2 separate regions of the Homo sapiens genome follow, and region 2 is linked to region 1. A link is a loop called in an ENCODE intact Hi-C map of the cell type or tissue named here. Cell type or tissue: IMR-90. All regions are shown on one strand. Region 1 overlaps PPP1R21 (protein phosphatase 1 regulatory subunit 21). Region 2 overlaps STON1-GTF2A1L (STON1-GTF2A1L readthrough).

Region 1 (4,000 bases):
GAATGGTCTCAAGTGTCAGGATTGCACTGAGTATCAATTAGGTCACAAATCTACATGGAAAGAACAGAGAGAAGTAAGGATCTCTGAACACCATCTTGGCTATCTTTACTACAGCCACCAAGATTTCCTCGTCGGAGTATTAATTCTAACATTGGGTAAATGATCCTGTATTTACCAGTTAAAAACCACTATTTACCAGTTAAAAACCACTGTTTTGATAGTGTAACAGGCATTGAGGAGAAATTATCTTGTATTTATATAAACAACCCACCAGGCTGGAAAGGAATAGCCAACACAACCACACTGTCTCACAGTCCTTACTGGGCTATAGCTAGTTTCCTAGTGCACACCCTAACTAGCAATGAGAAGTATCTGCACAGCCAAATACGGATTGGACGCCCCAGTGCCTGACTTCCTATGCAACTGTCTCCAGTCCAAGAATAGTACAATAAAGGCCTGTGGTTAGGAAAGCATAGAAGAGGTATACATATATACACATATGTATTAATTATATTATATATAATTGTATATATTAATATAATATATAAAACTATATATAATACAATTATATATAGTATATACAATTGTATATATTAGTTAGTATATACAATTGTATATATTAGTTAGTATATACAATTGTATATATTAGTTAATATATACAACTATATATATGTCAATCACAAAACATGAAAATTTTTATAGCAATTCTGTACAAACAATTTCATTAATTTAGAATCAAGAAATTTTGTTGATTGTTTTAGACTATAGATAATTAATGGAGGAAATAAGACTATTTGAAAAGAAATAGTATTTGAGATTTAACCTGAAGTGATCATGATGTTTTAACTCAAAATTACTATGGTCCATGAATGAGATTATTTTCACTAACATTTTAAAACTAGGGAATTTAAAAATTATTAATATATTCCTATATTTATATACACTTGTAATAAATACGTCTTTGATTTAGGATAGTTTTAGACTTATAGAAAAGGTATGGAGTTTCATTACACCCTTTAGCCAATTTTTCCTACTGTTAACATATTACTATGGTACAGTTGTCACAGAAAAGGAACCAACCAATTGGCAAATTACTATTACATTCAATATATTTTTGAAAAGAAATGATTATGCTCAACATAGTCATAAGATGTCCAAGTGTATAAAAATTCAATTAGGATGCTGAATGCTTTTTGTTTTTTTTTTTACATTTTATTTTAGAGGCAGGGAGTTTATGTGCAGGTTTGTTATGCGGGCATATTGTGTAATACTGGGGTTTGGGCTTCCATTGAGCCCATCACCCAAATGGTGAACATAGTAGTGGGATTGTTAATACCCAGTAGTGGGTATTGCTGGGTCGAATGGTAATTCTATTTTCAGAACTCTAAAAATGAGAGAAATCTCCATACTGCTTTCCATAGGGGTTGAACTAATTTACATTCCCACCAACAGTCTGTAAGTACTGAATGCTTTTTGTATACTGAATTGCTCATCCCTAACAGACATTTTCTTTCTACACATCACAGACAGTTTTATTCAATATTTCACTGGAAGTATATACAATGTTATAATAATACAATTTGGTTGGTAAGCAATCTTGGTTGATGGTAATTGAGGTACTCATGAAAAAAGTACAATACTAAGAACAATGCTATTGTAGCTTGATTATAGTCATTCTCACAATCAAAATGTTTACTCTTGGCAGGATGCAGTGGCTCATGCCTGTAATCTAGCACTTTGGGAGACCGACGTGGGCAGATCACTGGAGGCCAGGAGTTCAAGACCAGCCTGGCCAACATGGCAAAACCCCGTGTCTACTAAAAATACAAAAATTGCTGGGTGTAGTGGCATGTGCCTGTAATCCCAGCTACTCAGGTGCTAGAGGCATAAGAATTGCTTAAACCCAAGAGTGGGAGGTTGCAGTGAGCCAAGATCATGCCACTGCAGTCCAGCCTGGGCAACAGAGCAAGAATCAGTCCAGAAAAAAAAAAAAAAAAAAAGTTTATTCTTTATTTAGTCCAAAGATTTTAATTATTTAGAGTGTTTCTTGACATTAAATTTTAACTCCAAAATGTACAAAAGAATCATGTGACTTAGACCATAGATTTATTTTTCCTTTTATGTTTCCCACGAGTCTACCAACTTCAGACCTCTGAGACTAAAGATCAAACAATTCTCACTTAGAATATGCTCCTTGAAAGGGCTGTATTTGCAACACGACCCCCAAATGCTGAAGGAGCCAAGAAATCAAAGAAGGAAGCAGGCAAATCCAGTTTATTGGTATAGGATGATTTATTAGGAGGAACTTACAGACACAAGCATGGTCTTGGGTGGCTGCAAAACAGATCTCTGCATGGCAAACCCCCAAACGCAGGGCTTATATCTTGGGGAAAAAGTATGCGTGTTCTGAAAGGAATGTGTGGGTGGCTACAGGAGTCACAGCCTATGATTTTTGTTATGGCGTCAAAGTTTGTTTTGAAGGAATCTTACAGTGAATAGGTATTCCTATATAAAGAGTAATACATTAGGCTGGGCACGGTAGTTCATGCATGTAATCCCAGCACTTTGGGAGACCGAAGCAGAAGGATCACTTGAGTCCAGGAGTTTGAGACCAGCCTGGGAAATATAGAAGGACCCCACCTCTATAAAAAAGAAATTTAAAAAATTAAAAATAAGAAAGAGTAATACACTAAATTGACATTTTGGAGGCATTCCCAGACTCAGGGTTAGTCAGAAGTTACATGGTGGATTAGCATTTAAAATAAAGACACTCTTGGCCAGGCGCGGTACCTCACGCTTGTAATCCCAGCACTTGGGTTGGAACAATGTGTACTCTGTTCTGTTTCTCATTGTGCATTACAAGGAACAGGGTAGAGAAGGGTAAAATACTATGTGCACTACTTTGCTAAATGAGCTTATAAAGCAGTACAAGTCAGTTAACGTGATGCCTCTAGCTTTATGCTTTGTGCTGTTTGCTTTGGCTATTCAGGCCCCTTTTATGGTTTCCTGTGAATTTTAGGATTTTGACATTGGGCCAGGTGCAGTGGCTCACGCCTATAATCCCAAAACTTTGAGAGGCCGAGGCAGGCGGATCACTTGAGGTCAGGAGTTCGAGACCAGCCTGGCCAACATGGCGAAACCCTGTCTCTATTTAAAATACAAAAAAATTAGCCGGCATGGTGACGCACACCTGTAGTCCCAGCTACTCAGGAGGCTGAGGCAGGAGAATCGCTTGAACCTGGGAGGGAAAGGTTGCACTGCACTCCAGCCTGGGTGACAGAGTGAGACTTGTCTCAAAAAAAAAAAAAAAAAAAAAAAAGGAAAAAAAAGTATCTTTATTTTATAGAAAATGTAGTACGTATACGTCATAGAACACTATGCAGCCATAAAAAGGAACGAGATCATGTCCTTTGCAGGTACATGGATGGAGCCAGAAGCCATTATCTTCAGCAAACTAACGCAGAAACAGAAAATCAAATACTGCATGTTCTCACTTGTCAATGGAAGCTGAATGATGAGAACACATGGACACATGCCAAGGAACAAGACACACTGGAGCCTGATGGAGGGTGGGGGATGGGAGGAGGGATAGCATCAGGAAGAATGGCAAATGGATGCTGGGCTTACTATCTAGTTGATGGGATGATCTGTGCAGCTAATCACTACGGCACACATTTAACTATGTAACAAACCTGCACATCCTGCACATTTACCCCTGAACTTAAAAGTTGAGGGGAAAAAAAAGTCATCTGATGATGTGTATACACACTAAACTTTGGGAAACGTTGGTCTATATATTTTCATAATTACAACTACAGACTATAGTCACTTTAGAATAAAGTAGACATCCTAAAAAAAAAAAAAAAAAACAGTGTCTTTATTTTAAATGCTAATCTGCCATGTAACTTCTGGCTGACCCTGAATCTGGGAATACCTCCAAAATGTCTAGATGATATATTACTCTTTATATAAAAACATGTATTCACAATAAGTTTCCTTC
Region 2 (4,000 bases), 83 kb before region 1:
TATGTGTTCATGGTGTGCTAAGGGCTGTAGGCTGTATATGCATGATCTCATTTAATACTCACAAACTCATGAAGTAATATTATCATTATTTGGTAGAAAAGGAAAATAAGTTCGGAGGAGTTAAGCTACTTGCCTAAAGTTGCTCGACCAGTAAGATGTAGAACCTAGACTGTGACCAGGTCTGTCCAGTCCCAAAGTCCACCACCCGGAGGTCCAGAGAGATCCAATGCCTTGCTGGTGTCAGGGGTCCTGCCTTTTCTGCACTTTCCACCACCCCACCCTTCACTAATGAAATAGCACCAGGGTAGAGCCACCACCACTTCCTGGAGCCAGGAGCTCTAGATTGGAAGGATGCTGTTCTCACGTGAGAAGAGCCTATTTCTCCAGCAAGCCCACCACACGTATCTGCCCCTTGGACATCAGGCTGTGGGAAAAGCAGACTGATAATTTTCCCCAAGGTTGCTCAAGAACAACAGCTCAGTACAAATTTGGGTCATTTCTGAGAATGGCTTTCATAACTCAGCTCGCCCTATTTCCTGCCCCTTCTTGACTGCATCAACTGACTGTCCTGCCCTTAGTGATGAATAATTTCTCAGAATTGTTGTCTAATAAATAGATTTAGGTGCCCTGCCTCTCTTTTAGTGGCGATTCCAGTATTCTCTGTAATTTTCCAAATTTTGTGTAACTCCCTGCAAAGTTCATCCCTCCCACACCATCATCCCCTACTCCCCTCCAACCTCAAGAGTCTACTTCTGCCGTTCTTTGCAGTTTTCCTCTACTTTTCTTCATAAACCACTCAAATAAAATGTAAATATGAAGTTCTACCTTCTCCTGTAGATTGTTGAAGTCAGATTAGATGCATGTGATAGGTGAAACAGCAATCCAGGTCATATGGCAGCTGAAGACTTTGTCCCCACTTCAGTATGCATCTGTGGGGAAAAGCACGCCCCAATGTGGTCCCTAATGTCTGGCTCCTCTGTTTCTGCTAGATGTTGGGGGAGGACTGATGCCAAGGAGGTATTCAGCAGAGCTCAGGAAGGCATCATCGACACCTCTCAGTAGCCTCCTGGTATCAGCCCAACCAAACTGTCCCTGTTGGGTCAATTCCTACTCAAGCCTCAGGAACACCCTCTCCTTCAGCAGAGGGCTGAATTGAGTCCTTTATTCCTGTGGCTTTTCTTTGCTCTCTAACAATGCTGCATAATCTACAGAAAGAATGTCTTAATTTCAGTGTGTCTGTGCGGTTCCATTGGCTGTTTTTCAAATAAGGAATTCTCAGACTCCCTATAGCGCCAGACTCCTCAAGAGCAACACTGTAACTAGACTTTAGCAGCATTTCCAAACCCTCAGTCTGTTTTTGTATGATTGGAGGGCTGCAATCTAGCTACTGTACATTCCAGAAACAACTGTATATCCTGGAAACAAAGCCAAAGTCAGGGACAGGCCAGTGTGTTAACATGCAGCTGTGAAGAATTTTCTTAAGGGCTTGCTATGACAGTATTTAAAATACCATTCCTGGCCAGGTGCAGTGGCTCACGCCTGTAATCGCAGCACTTTGGGAGGCCGAGGCGGGCAGATCACCTGAGGTCAGGAGTCCGAAACCAACATGGCAAAACCCCGTCTCTACTAAAAATACAAAAATTAGCCGGGCACGGTGGTGGGCGCCTGTAATCCCAGCTACTCAGGAGGCTGAGGCAGGAGAATCGCTTGAACACAGGAGGCGGAGACTGCAGTGAGCTAAGATCGCGCCATTGCACTCCAGCCTGGATGACAGGGCAAGACTGCATCTCAAAAAAAATAAATATATAAAAATAAAATATCATTCCTGTAAAAGGCTTCGTTCTAAAGGGGAAAGCGAAAGTTTGGAACAAAAAGGAATCATCAGAAAACACAATACCTTAAGGAAAATCAAAAAGCCTCACCTTCATCTTAGGTCATGGGAGAAGTGCCCACAGGCTGCATGAACCATATTATTAGCACATATGTTCTGCAGCTCATAATGCTTAATCGCAAACATGTGGGGTATTTAGTTCAGCTATGTGACAGGGAATAACATTTGTAAAATATTAAACCACAGCAAAACCTAACCATGCTTTCAAATATTGTCAGTGCTGGTTCCAGCTCAATTCCCTAACACTGCCCCTCCCCTACGGCATTTAACCTTCATTTTTCCAGCATAAACTTGGGTGCCAACTTTTTTTTTTTACCTTGTTCTAATAATCTGTTCATTTCCTAAATTTAGAGAATAGTGACATAGATTCTCTCTTTGACCAAATTCTAGCCAGGCTCAGAGTCTGCTTCTTGAATAGGCCTTTCAACTTCAGCCTGTAACGACTTGAACAAACACTAATATTGCTTCCAATGGCTCGAGGCCACACCACCACAACACCAGCCCCTCTTAAAGTGCCCGCCTGAGAAAACGCAAGGCTGCCTGAAGAATTCAATGTTTGTTTCAATCAATGCCTGAAGATAGGGTCCCTCTAGCGTCAGTGGGAGAGTAGGAGCCTAACTTTGATAAATGCCAGTTTGCAAACCCAGATGGATTTCACATGGACCAACCCCTCCTTCCCACTTTTTGTAATTTTTCACTTCCCTGACTCCCTTGAGCTCATTCTCCCTTTAAAATGCCCAGTCACAGGTCGGGTGCGGTGGCTCACGCCTGTAATCTCAGCACTTTGGGAGACTGAGGTGGGCGGATCACCCGACGTCAGAAGATTGAGACCAGCCTGACCAACATGGTGAAACCCCGTCTCTACTAAAAATACAAAAATTAGCCGGGCATGGTGGAGACTGAGGTGGGCAGATCACCTGACGTCAGAAGATCGAGACCAGCCTGACCAACATGGTGAAACCCCGTCTCTACTAAAAATACAAAAATTAGCCGGGCGTGGTGGTGGGCACCTGTAATCCCAGCTACTTGGGAAGCTGAGGCAGGAGAATCACTTGAACCTGGGAGGTGGAGGTTGCAGTGAGCCAAGATGGTGCCACTGCACTCCAGCCTGGGTGACAGAGTGAAACTCCATCTCAAAAAAATAAAAACTAATATGCCCAGTCACCTCTGTACAAATGGAAATTGAGTTTGGTTCAAGCTAGACTCTTTTCCCTGTTGCAATAGTTATTACCAATTAAAAATCTATTCTCACCACTTTAACTAATGTCCAGCTGTGTTTATCTTTGACAGTAATATGAACAGAATCCAACCCAAACTGGCTAGTCCCAGAAAATGGTCATTACATGAACAAAGAGAAGATTTGGAGTTGGGTGGGTATTCGGATTTTAGAATTTTATCCTTATTATCATGACATTTCTATGATGTATCCATACCATGTTCATGTCACTGCCATAGATGCTATAGAAATTTGCTAAGCAGGTCACTGAGCCACAGTTTCCTCATCTGTAAAATGGTAATATTAATTTTACCTCATATGTAAATTGCCTCATAAATGTACTCGATATATGTTAGTTTTCCTTTCTCCTCCTCTGTCCCTACTCTAGCCTTTAGAACACCTGCTTTCTCCAGTCAGGAGGAAGCTAAAGAGGCCCAACTCTGGACCTTGGTTTACCATCAAGACAACTTGCTATGAATCTTTTTCTAGAACTGTGTCTCCATTCTGCCTAACTTATGACCATGCCTGTATTCTGCCCTGGGGATCTGATAATATAATTCCCTGTCTTAGATCCCTGTGCCCAATTCCCTGCTCAGGGATCCTCCTTTGTTATGGGCTTAATGTTTGTGTCCCCACAAAATTCCTATGTTGAAACCTGAATCCCAATGTGATGATATTTAGAGATGGGGCCATTAGAAGGTAATGAGGTCATGAGTGTAGAGCCCTCATGAATAGGATTAGTACCTGTATAAGAAGTCGGAGGCTGGGCGCGGTGGCTCACGCCTGTAATCCTGGCACTTTGGGAGGCCGAGGCGGGTGGATCACGAGGTCAGGAGATCGAGACCATCCTGGCTAACATGGTGAAACCCTGTCTCTACCAAAAATACAAAAAA

The links. A loop is a pair of places that touch in the nucleus more often than their neighbours do. Peaks named below come from ENCODE experiments on the same cell type or tissue, not always from the same donor. Only the 100,000 strongest peaks of a DNase experiment are listed, where the experiment ranks them.
Region 2: it touches region 1 in a loop (1.9-fold over the local background); 1 of 110 quality-filtered maps calls a loop at or near these places.

Annotation. Positions count from the first base shown.
Region 1 is chr2:48,482,515-48,486,514 of GRCh38, reverse strand. All of the region lies in intron 13 of PPP1R21 (protein phosphatase 1 regulatory subunit 21), which reads right to left. Among named protein-coding and RNA genes, the nearest start is that of PPP1R21, 44 kb to the right of the region's middle. In IMR-90, no CTCF peak of the experiment used is centred here; DNase peaks (open chromatin) are centred at 2,414, 2,774 and 3,984; H3K27ac peaks cover 375 bases.
Region 2 is chr2:48,565,220-48,569,219 of GRCh38, reverse strand. The region is part of intron 1 of STON1-GTF2A1L (STON1-GTF2A1L readthrough); the gene reads right to left. The region is part of intron 1 of STON1 (stonin 1); the gene reads right to left. Among named protein-coding and RNA genes, the nearest start is that of STON1, 37 kb to the right of the region's middle. In IMR-90, a CTCF peak has its summit at 2,493; no DNase peak of the experiment used is centred here.